Regions from separate parts of the Mus musculus genome. Here all the other regions are linked to region 2. Evidence: chromatin loops called from intact Hi-C (ENCODE). Cell type or tissue: heart. All regions are shown on one strand.

What was found. A loop is a pair of places that touch in the nucleus more often than their neighbours do. Peaks named below come from ENCODE experiments on the same cell type or tissue, not always from the same donor. Only the 100,000 strongest peaks of a DNase experiment are listed, where the experiment ranks them.
Region 1: it touches region 2 in a loop (4-fold over the local background); 4 of 42 quality-filtered maps call a loop at or near these places.
Region 3: a loop joins it to region 2, with 2.3 times the contacts of the local background. A loop is called at or near these places in 11 of 42 quality-filtered maps.

What each region holds. Positions count from the first base shown.
Region 1 is chr17:79,019,464-79,021,963 of GRCm38, reverse strand. Prkd3 (protein kinase D3) reads left to right here and starts at 1,148. Exons shown (of 19, transcript NM_001171004.1): 1 at 1,148-1,279. In heart, no CTCF peak of the experiment used is centred here; DNase peaks (open chromatin) are centred at 1,333 and 1,513; H3K4me3 peaks cover 2,170 bases; H3K27ac peaks cover 2,010 bases.
Region 2 is chr17:78,936,077-78,938,576 of GRCm38, reverse strand. It overlaps Cebpz (CCAAT/enhancer binding protein zeta), which reads left to right and starts at 1,507. Exons shown (of 16, transcript NM_001024806.2): 1 at 1,507-1,702. The coding sequence starts at 1,547. Ndufaf7 (NADH:ubiquinone oxidoreductase complex assembly factor 7) reads right to left here and starts at 1,442. Exons shown (of 10, transcript NM_028611.3): 1 at 1,376-1,442; 2 at 923-1,086; 3 at 1-36. The coding sequence starts at 1,412. In heart, no CTCF peak of the experiment used is centred here; a DNase peak (open chromatin) is centred at 1,446; H3K4me3 peaks cover 1,984 bases; H3K27ac peaks cover 1,453 bases.
Region 3 is chr17:78,835,083-78,837,582 of GRCm38, reverse strand. It overlaps Heatr5b (HEAT repeat containing 5B), which reads left to right and starts at 2,202. Exons shown (of 36, transcript NM_001081179.1): 1 at 2,202-2,277. It overlaps Gpatch11 (G patch domain containing 11), which reads right to left and starts at 2,067. Exons shown (of 10, transcript NM_181649.6): 1 at 1,905-2,067; 2 at 663-789. In heart, a CTCF peak has its summit at 1,317 (motif pointing left); a DNase peak (open chromatin) is centred at 2,142; H3K4me3 peaks cover 1,411 bases; H3K27ac peaks cover 1,073 bases.

The DNA.
Region 1 (2,500 bases), 83 kb before region 2:
CCATTTTGATCATATTCACAACCCATACCCTACTCAATTGAGCCCCTTCTGAACTGGGCCCTTTCCTTTGACACCTTTTTTGTTTAGTTAGGGTTGCCTGCATTAGTGTGAGTGGTGTCTGGGTAAGACTTTAAGAACAAAGATGTAATCAGATTTAGATTTTAGTGGATGTTGGCAGTTTCCGATTCCAGAGAAATGTCCGAAATGTCCTCCCACCCCTTAACGCTCCCTGTAGAAAAAGATTATACACAGTTTTGTTTTAAAAGCCTCACTCCCTAGGAGACGAGGCTGCAGCTAGTAGTATGGTCAGTGCTTTAGCTCTTCAGTGACCTTGTGAGTGGGTTCGGTCTCCCATTTCTATCCCTGGGGGGGCAGGGAGAGGTCTCACTTATTTCAAATCCAGGACTATCCATTAATATTACAGATTCTGTACCCAGATTAATTCTCCCCTATGTTCTCAAAAGCTGCCCCCCACCCCGCTTTCTGCATCCAGACGAGTGGCCTTTATGACAATATATTTTACTTTGAAGATATAAAACGTCGACGTGGAAGAACTATCTAGTTTTTGTGTCAGTGACTGTACCGCGCAGATGTTTCTCTTTCATCAACTATTTATAATTTAACACACAGGGCTTCTTCTCTCTGAGGTTCCATGACTGTCGACCGCTCTTTTGGTAGAGAGGGCAACGCACCAGTGTTAAGGTGCACAAGAGGAAACACAGGCACGTGCAAGCGGCGTCTCCAAGTTTTGCTGTGGCGCCGGTGAAGGACTGTGTCTGTGTAGCTCTGGGTGTTGGGTGACAGCTGCCCCCGGGAACGCCGAAAGGGACAACTTTGGAAAGGAGGGTCCTCCACTCTGGACGCTGCGTTCAGGTGGTCACCTCTTGTCACCGACTGCCAGCGCCCGCCTAGGGGGACAGCAAAGTGAGAGGTTCGAGTACAGCGCGTCCTTCCAGTCGCGCTCAAGCCCGCGCTCCGAGCGCCCGGTGGGGACCTCTGCGGGTTTGCAGAGCCTCCGCGCGCCCCCTCGGAGCCAGACCCACCAACCGCGCGCGGCGGGGAACTACAGCTCCCGGCAGGCCCCGCGCGGGCCGCGCGCCCCCGCCCGCGCGCCCCGGCCCCCCGCCCTCCGGCCTCGAGACGGGACGGGAGGGAGGGCAGGAGGAAGGGGCGCGGGCGGGCGGGTTCGTGCGAGGCGCGTGAAGCCTCGCTGGCTCCTGCTCCGGGACGCGGACGCTGGCGCGCGCCGACTTTCTCCAGAACAGCCGAGCCCGCCTCTGTAAGTAGTCGCTGGAGGGAGCGCGGAGCAGACACCGAAAAAAGTTCGCGCCGCCGCCGCCGCTGCCGCTTTGTTCTCCCGACCCGTCGGGCTGAGGTGGCGCGGCCCCTCCCCCACCGCATGCGGCGGCCGCGGCGACGGCGGCGGGACTCGGACCCGCGCGGGGCTGGGCGGCGGCCGCGGCTGGGCGGGAAGTCGGGGCGGTGCTCCGCGGGCGGCCGGGGGCGCCGGCGCGGCCAAGTTCCGCGGTCCGCGCCGAGGCCAAGTTGGAGTCGCGCGGCTGCTGCTGGTGACCCACCGCGCCCTGGCCCTCGGGGACCCGCTTTCTCCCGAGCCCCGCCAACTAATCCTGCCGCCGGCGGCACGGTGCAGTGAGCCTTCCCGGTTCTTTGCTGCACTTTTCCTGGTCCTGGGGCTGGAAGGGGCGAGTATCCGGGGTTTGGAGGATAGTGACCCCAGTTTCCTGACTGCCTTTAGGCTTGCCTGTTGCAGCCTCGCTCCAAGTCGTTCTCATTCCCTGGGGGAGCTTCGCCCTGAGTTGAAACATCCGCGAGTGTGGAGCAATAAAATAGTAATAATAATAATAATAATAATGAGCACACACGACATTACTTGATTGCGTGTCGGGTATTTTAGTTCACATCGTCGAAATCAGAAGTATAGGCCGTGCTGTCAGCAAGCACGAATATAAATCAGGCTACAGGCGACCTGCAGACTTTTCCGTACACAGATTGATGGCATGGATGTAACTGTCCCTTCAACCACGCCCGTCCCCACAGGAAATATGACTATCGGTGTCATCTTTGATTAAAGAGGATAAGTTTCAACATGAAGTACTACTTTGTAGGACAGGGCCTTTAAAACCTGTAGGCACAAATGAAGCAACAGTTTGAGATACTTTCATCCATGTCCTAGAAAAACGTTATTACACTAAAAAGTTACTTTTACTCTGTACCTGATGTTGCAGTTTTAGCAGTTTTGATTTTGTTCAGCTGGAGTTTAAACTTTTAATGCCAGGCGGGTAGACAAGCCTACGGATTTGCTTCAAGAAAGCATCCCTGAAGTTGCCAGACTCAGTTCTGAGTAACATTTGCTCTAGAAGAACATTTCCTCTCCCAGTTATAATCTGGGGTGGGATAAAACAGCAGTTTAGCCAGAAAGTTGTTTCAAGTTTTTGCAAATATATTATTTTTAAAACGTCTCACGGGAACCGTTACAATA
Region 2 (2,500 bases):
TTTTTCTCCTAGCATATCCTGATGCACATAATATCCCTGAGTAAAAGAGGAGAAATGGAAAAGATTAATTTTCAAATAAAGCTTTCAAAAGTGCTCCACCAAAATTTTATGGAATGCTTACAGTGAAGTAAGTATTTACCAAGAAAGTTCTCTCTTCTGAAGTAACCAAGATAAGGACAGAGTCTTTACCTAAATTTTACATAGTAGTAGTCATTTTGCAAAACTCACCAAACAGCAATTACTCAAGTAGAAGGGCTGCAGACAAGATCATCTCTCTACTCCTTGCCCTCTCCCACTCTTCCATACCAATGCAAAGTCTCACTTTCTTCTCATTTTAGTTCTCCCTGGCATCCATTCAGTCTATTCAAACAGTGTCTTCACTGACTTCTCTCTCCAAAGACTCCCAACCCAAAACTAAATCCAGTGCTTTTTTTTTTTTTTAAATAAGACAACAATTACGTTTCTTACAAGGCTTAATTATCTGGGGAGAAGACTTTGTCTTAACTTCATATCCCAAGTTTTACCATAATGCTTAACCTTCAAGAAAGACTCAAAGCTTTCTTTTAGCCAGGCAGGTGAAGACCACCTAGAATCCCAGCACTCAGGAGGGTAAATAAGAAGATGCTGCAAGTTCAAGGTCAACCTCATACATACAGCGTTTCCCTTATACAAACAGCAGAAATCCACAACCCCGGTTAGAAAATCAGCATTCCTTTAACTCAGGAAAATTAAATTACATTCTGTCACCTAAACTCCGCAGGAATTTGTCATGACCTCTTTTTTGGCACTGCCCTTTAACGCAAATGACAGATAAGACTATATTCCAAGGACTTCGGCGGTGGCTCAACACCTGATGGCTCTAGAGGCCTTCGGGCTCCTCTGTGTACACACACTGGGTGGTTCACGCTCCCCCTACGTTTACCTTGGCTGGGTTAGTCAAAACCTCCTTCATGTACTCGGCCACAGTGATGGGACCTGTAGACTTTATTTTGTACATAAGATGCCGCAGCATCGGTGTCACCTGGTTGCTTTCTGCCGGCTCATTCCCGGAGCTGTAGCATTTCCCTCTCCAAATACAGGGAAGGCCTGAAAAGCACGATTAAGCACCGCCCGCATTAGATATCTCCATTTCATTTACACGCGCAGCAAGCAGCCTAAAGCTTGTAAGGATGCCTCGTTCATCACTAACTTCGCCCCAACGTCAGGACCCGATGGAGGCAAGGCATGCACCGAACCCATGACTACAAGCCCCTCCACACAGCTAAGCCTCTCTGTGGACCAGCTTCCTGCTCCAGCCCCAGGTGAGCAACGGAGGGACCAAGGAGCCGCGCCATACGGTTTCCATGGAAACAGGATCCTGCAAGGGGACTCTCACCCGCGCGGGCCACGCAGCGTCTCACCAAAGCATTCATTCCTACACCCCGAGGCCAGGCTCCGCCCCGGAGGCGGGGTTTAAACGGTATTTCCTGAATCGCCCTCGCAATAGGAAGTGCGTCACCGTAAAGCGGAAGTAAGCTCCGGGCTGCACTCGCGTGTCCAGCCCGCCATGTCGGCCGACCAGGAACCTGTGGCGTTCCTTGCCAAGCAGCCCTGGCGTCCCAAACAGGTGACAGAAGATCCGGATGAGGAAGACGAGGAGGATGGCGATGAGGGCAAGAATGGCTTCTCCCTGGAGGAGGTGTTACGCCTCGGAGGCACAAAGGTAAGGGCCGCAGGCTCTGGGGAAGGGGATGCTCACGGCTGCCGGGAAGGTGGGACCCGCAGCCCAGCCTCCGACCTGCTCTGAGAGCTTCCCACGCATTTACTGTTACCGCGCTTCAGTGGGAAAAAAAACAGTTCGGCTTGCATGTTTTCTCCTGGGTTTATGCCTCGTTAAAATGTAGGCGATCGGATTCTAACCACGTGGGCAAATGTTTTGAACACGACCGTATGTGTAATCTACATCTGCTAGGTTAAAAGGTTGGATTGAAGTCGCTAAAAGAACCTGCCAGTTTACATTAGCCTTTTATGAAAGTGCCTCTTCCTCCCTACACTACCTCATAAAGTACTTTCTATTATTGGAAGGAGTGTTGTATGTTTGTTGGTACACTCGTGTGGAAGTCAGAGGACAACTTTGGAATCGATTCTCTCTTTTATGTGACTTCCGAGGATCGGACCTAAATCACCAGGCTCCTTGGCATAGACTTGACCCACTGAGCCATCCCCTGCCCACTCAGATAAACCTTTAACCTTGCTCACCTGATGCATTACGAGTGCCTAGATCATTGCGATTTTCACTGGATTTTGTGACTGTCAGCTTGAGAATCTTTTCATATCTTGAAGAAGGTTCTTCAAAAGCCTTTTCCCTATTGTGTACCTATCTTTGGCACATTTTCCTGTTGGATATCTGTGAGTTTGCCAGATAATAGTGTAATAATTCATATGTGATGGTTTTTAAAAATGAAGTTCTTACTGAATTTCTGGGTTTGTAATACGGCCTTTTTTTTTTTTTTTTAATGTG
Region 3 (2,500 bases), 100 kb after region 2:
TTCCAAAAAGTACTATGAGCCAACTGTAAGCCATTCTAATCAAAGTCACCAGACCACCAGAGACAAATACTCTTGTTTTATCCTTTTTTTTTTTTTTTCTCTCTCCCTGAGATCAGGTCACCCGCCACCTCAGGCTGGCATGGAACTCACCATGTAGTCCACGCTAGCCTTGAACCTGTGATTCTCCAGTTATGAGACAAACCCTCATATAATCGTGTAGTATTCTCCAAGATGACCTGCTCCTAGTCAATTTTGTTGAGCAGTTTGTGTAATAGTTTTTAATAGGATATATTAGAGTGACTTTGTTTTTGGCTTTTCTGGAGGCAGGGTTTCTCTATGTAGTCTCAGCTATCCTGGAGCTCACTTTGTAGATCAGGCTGACCTTGAACTCATAGAGATCCACCTGCCTCTGCCTCTTGAGTGCCACCTGCGCCTGGCTTAGGGTGACTTTTTGGTCACACTATACAGTGCACTCTACAGTTGGTAGTATGAATGAATTGAGTGAAGTCAGTGGTCATATATGAGAACACTCAAGAAGCTCTGTAGAGATGGCCACGTGGGAGGATCCGAGGCACAAATGAGTGAGCCAACTAAGTGCGCCTCTTAGAAGATTAGTCAAGCCCGAGATGAATCAGACTGACCTGCAGTCTCCTAGTACTCACCTAGCTTAGGAGCAGCCCAGTAGATAAGAAGTATTAGTTCCACTTTCCAGCAGGGAAAACTGAGGCTCAATGTGGCTAAATAATTGGTTCACAACCACAAAGAATACAAGTCTTGGTGATCTTGTTCCTGAAACGGAACGAGGTTGTAATTGCTGAGATGGGTGTTGAATCCAGGGCCTCATACAAGCAAGGAATGTGCTTTATAACTGAGCTAAATCTCTAATTCAAACTAGATTATTTTTAAGGGAAGCATTTAACTCCACAGACATGGTGGCCCTCTGGTGTGATTTCAGCACCCAGCAGTTCGAGGACAGTATGATCTACCTGTGTAAAAATACACACACACACACTTACAAAAGTACAAGGGATTACATGTTACTTTTAAAGCTCTGCCTTTTATAGTTATTCCATCTTTTACATATAATTTTCACATAAAATCACACTGAAACTTCACAGCTGGGGGCACTGTAGATTCATTAAATGATACGGTTTGAGGAAGTTAATTACCAATAGTGAGGACATTATGTTAGGAAGTGGAATAAGGGGGCTGGAGAGATGGCTCAGAGGTTAAAAGAACTGTCTGCTCTTCTAGAGGTCCTGAGTTCAATTACATGGTGGCTTTATAACTATTTATAATGAAATCTGGTGCCCTCTTTGGGCCTGTAGGCATACATGCAGGCAGAACGCTATATAATAAATAAATCTTAAAAAAAAAAAAAAGGAAGGAAGAAGGAAAGAAAGAAAAAGAGAGAGAGAGAAAAGAATAAGGAATTGGGTCTTAAAATGTGAAGGTTCCCCTCCTATGAGGACAACATACACTAGCATTATCCACTTCCTTCAAATATAAGAATAAACTCCACAAGTCGATAGATAACCCAGGTAGGGATGCTGGTGGCCTGACCCCTCACTTAAGAGTCACAACAGCGAAGTGGTCAGGATTCTGGGTCTGAGGGGGTAAATCACGCAGCATCTGTTGATGGTTGGAGGTGGTGTGTGTCAAAGAGCCAGAGCAAGTTTAGGTGAAGCGCTTTGCCTGTTCCGAAATAATGGAGCAACCACTTTCTCAACAGGACGATTATAGGTGCTGCTAGCGTATTTCAGTATTGAGCACCGAGTTTGAAGCAGAGCTACAGAACACACAGAGCTGGGCTAACTCTCCTGTGGGTGCCTCGGGCATCGCAGGCTCTTTCTTCCCTCCCGCTCTCCTCCCTCCTGCACCCTCCCACCAAAACGACCACTTACGGATGGGGCGTAGCTGACGCTGTGATAGGCAGTCACAGCCAACTTGCACCGACCTCTGTCATTCTCCTGAGCGCCCGCACACCCTGAAGCCGGAGCTTTACTGCCCGGAACCAGCTCCGCGGAGGTCGCGCTGCGCATGCGCCGTGCAATTGGCGCAGGACCCACAAACATCCCACTCGTCCCCGACAGCCGATTCGCTTCGAAACTTGGGGTGGGCGGGGCTAAGAGGACGTGGGGGCGGGCCGGTCCGCAGGACCTGTGTCTCGCGCATGCGTCGTCTCCCGGCTTCCTGAGGGCCGGAGTTTGGGAGGCGGGGCATCCGGGTCCCTCGGCAGAGCGGAGCTTGGCTGCTCGGCTCGGACTAGACCAGGAGGTGAGGCGGTCTCGCGCGCTGTCAGAGCCTGCAGGCTGTGACATCCCTGGGTCCCAGGACATTTTCCGAGGGCTGAGGAGGGAATTCGAGTTTTGAGGCCGGGGATCCTCAGCCTCGGGGTTGACAGCTCGAGGACTCCTACGACGGGAGGCTGACATCCCAGGGCGGCCCGGGGACCCCGGTTTGCGTTTCCAGCAGACTCTCAGTTGTCGGGGTCTTCGGA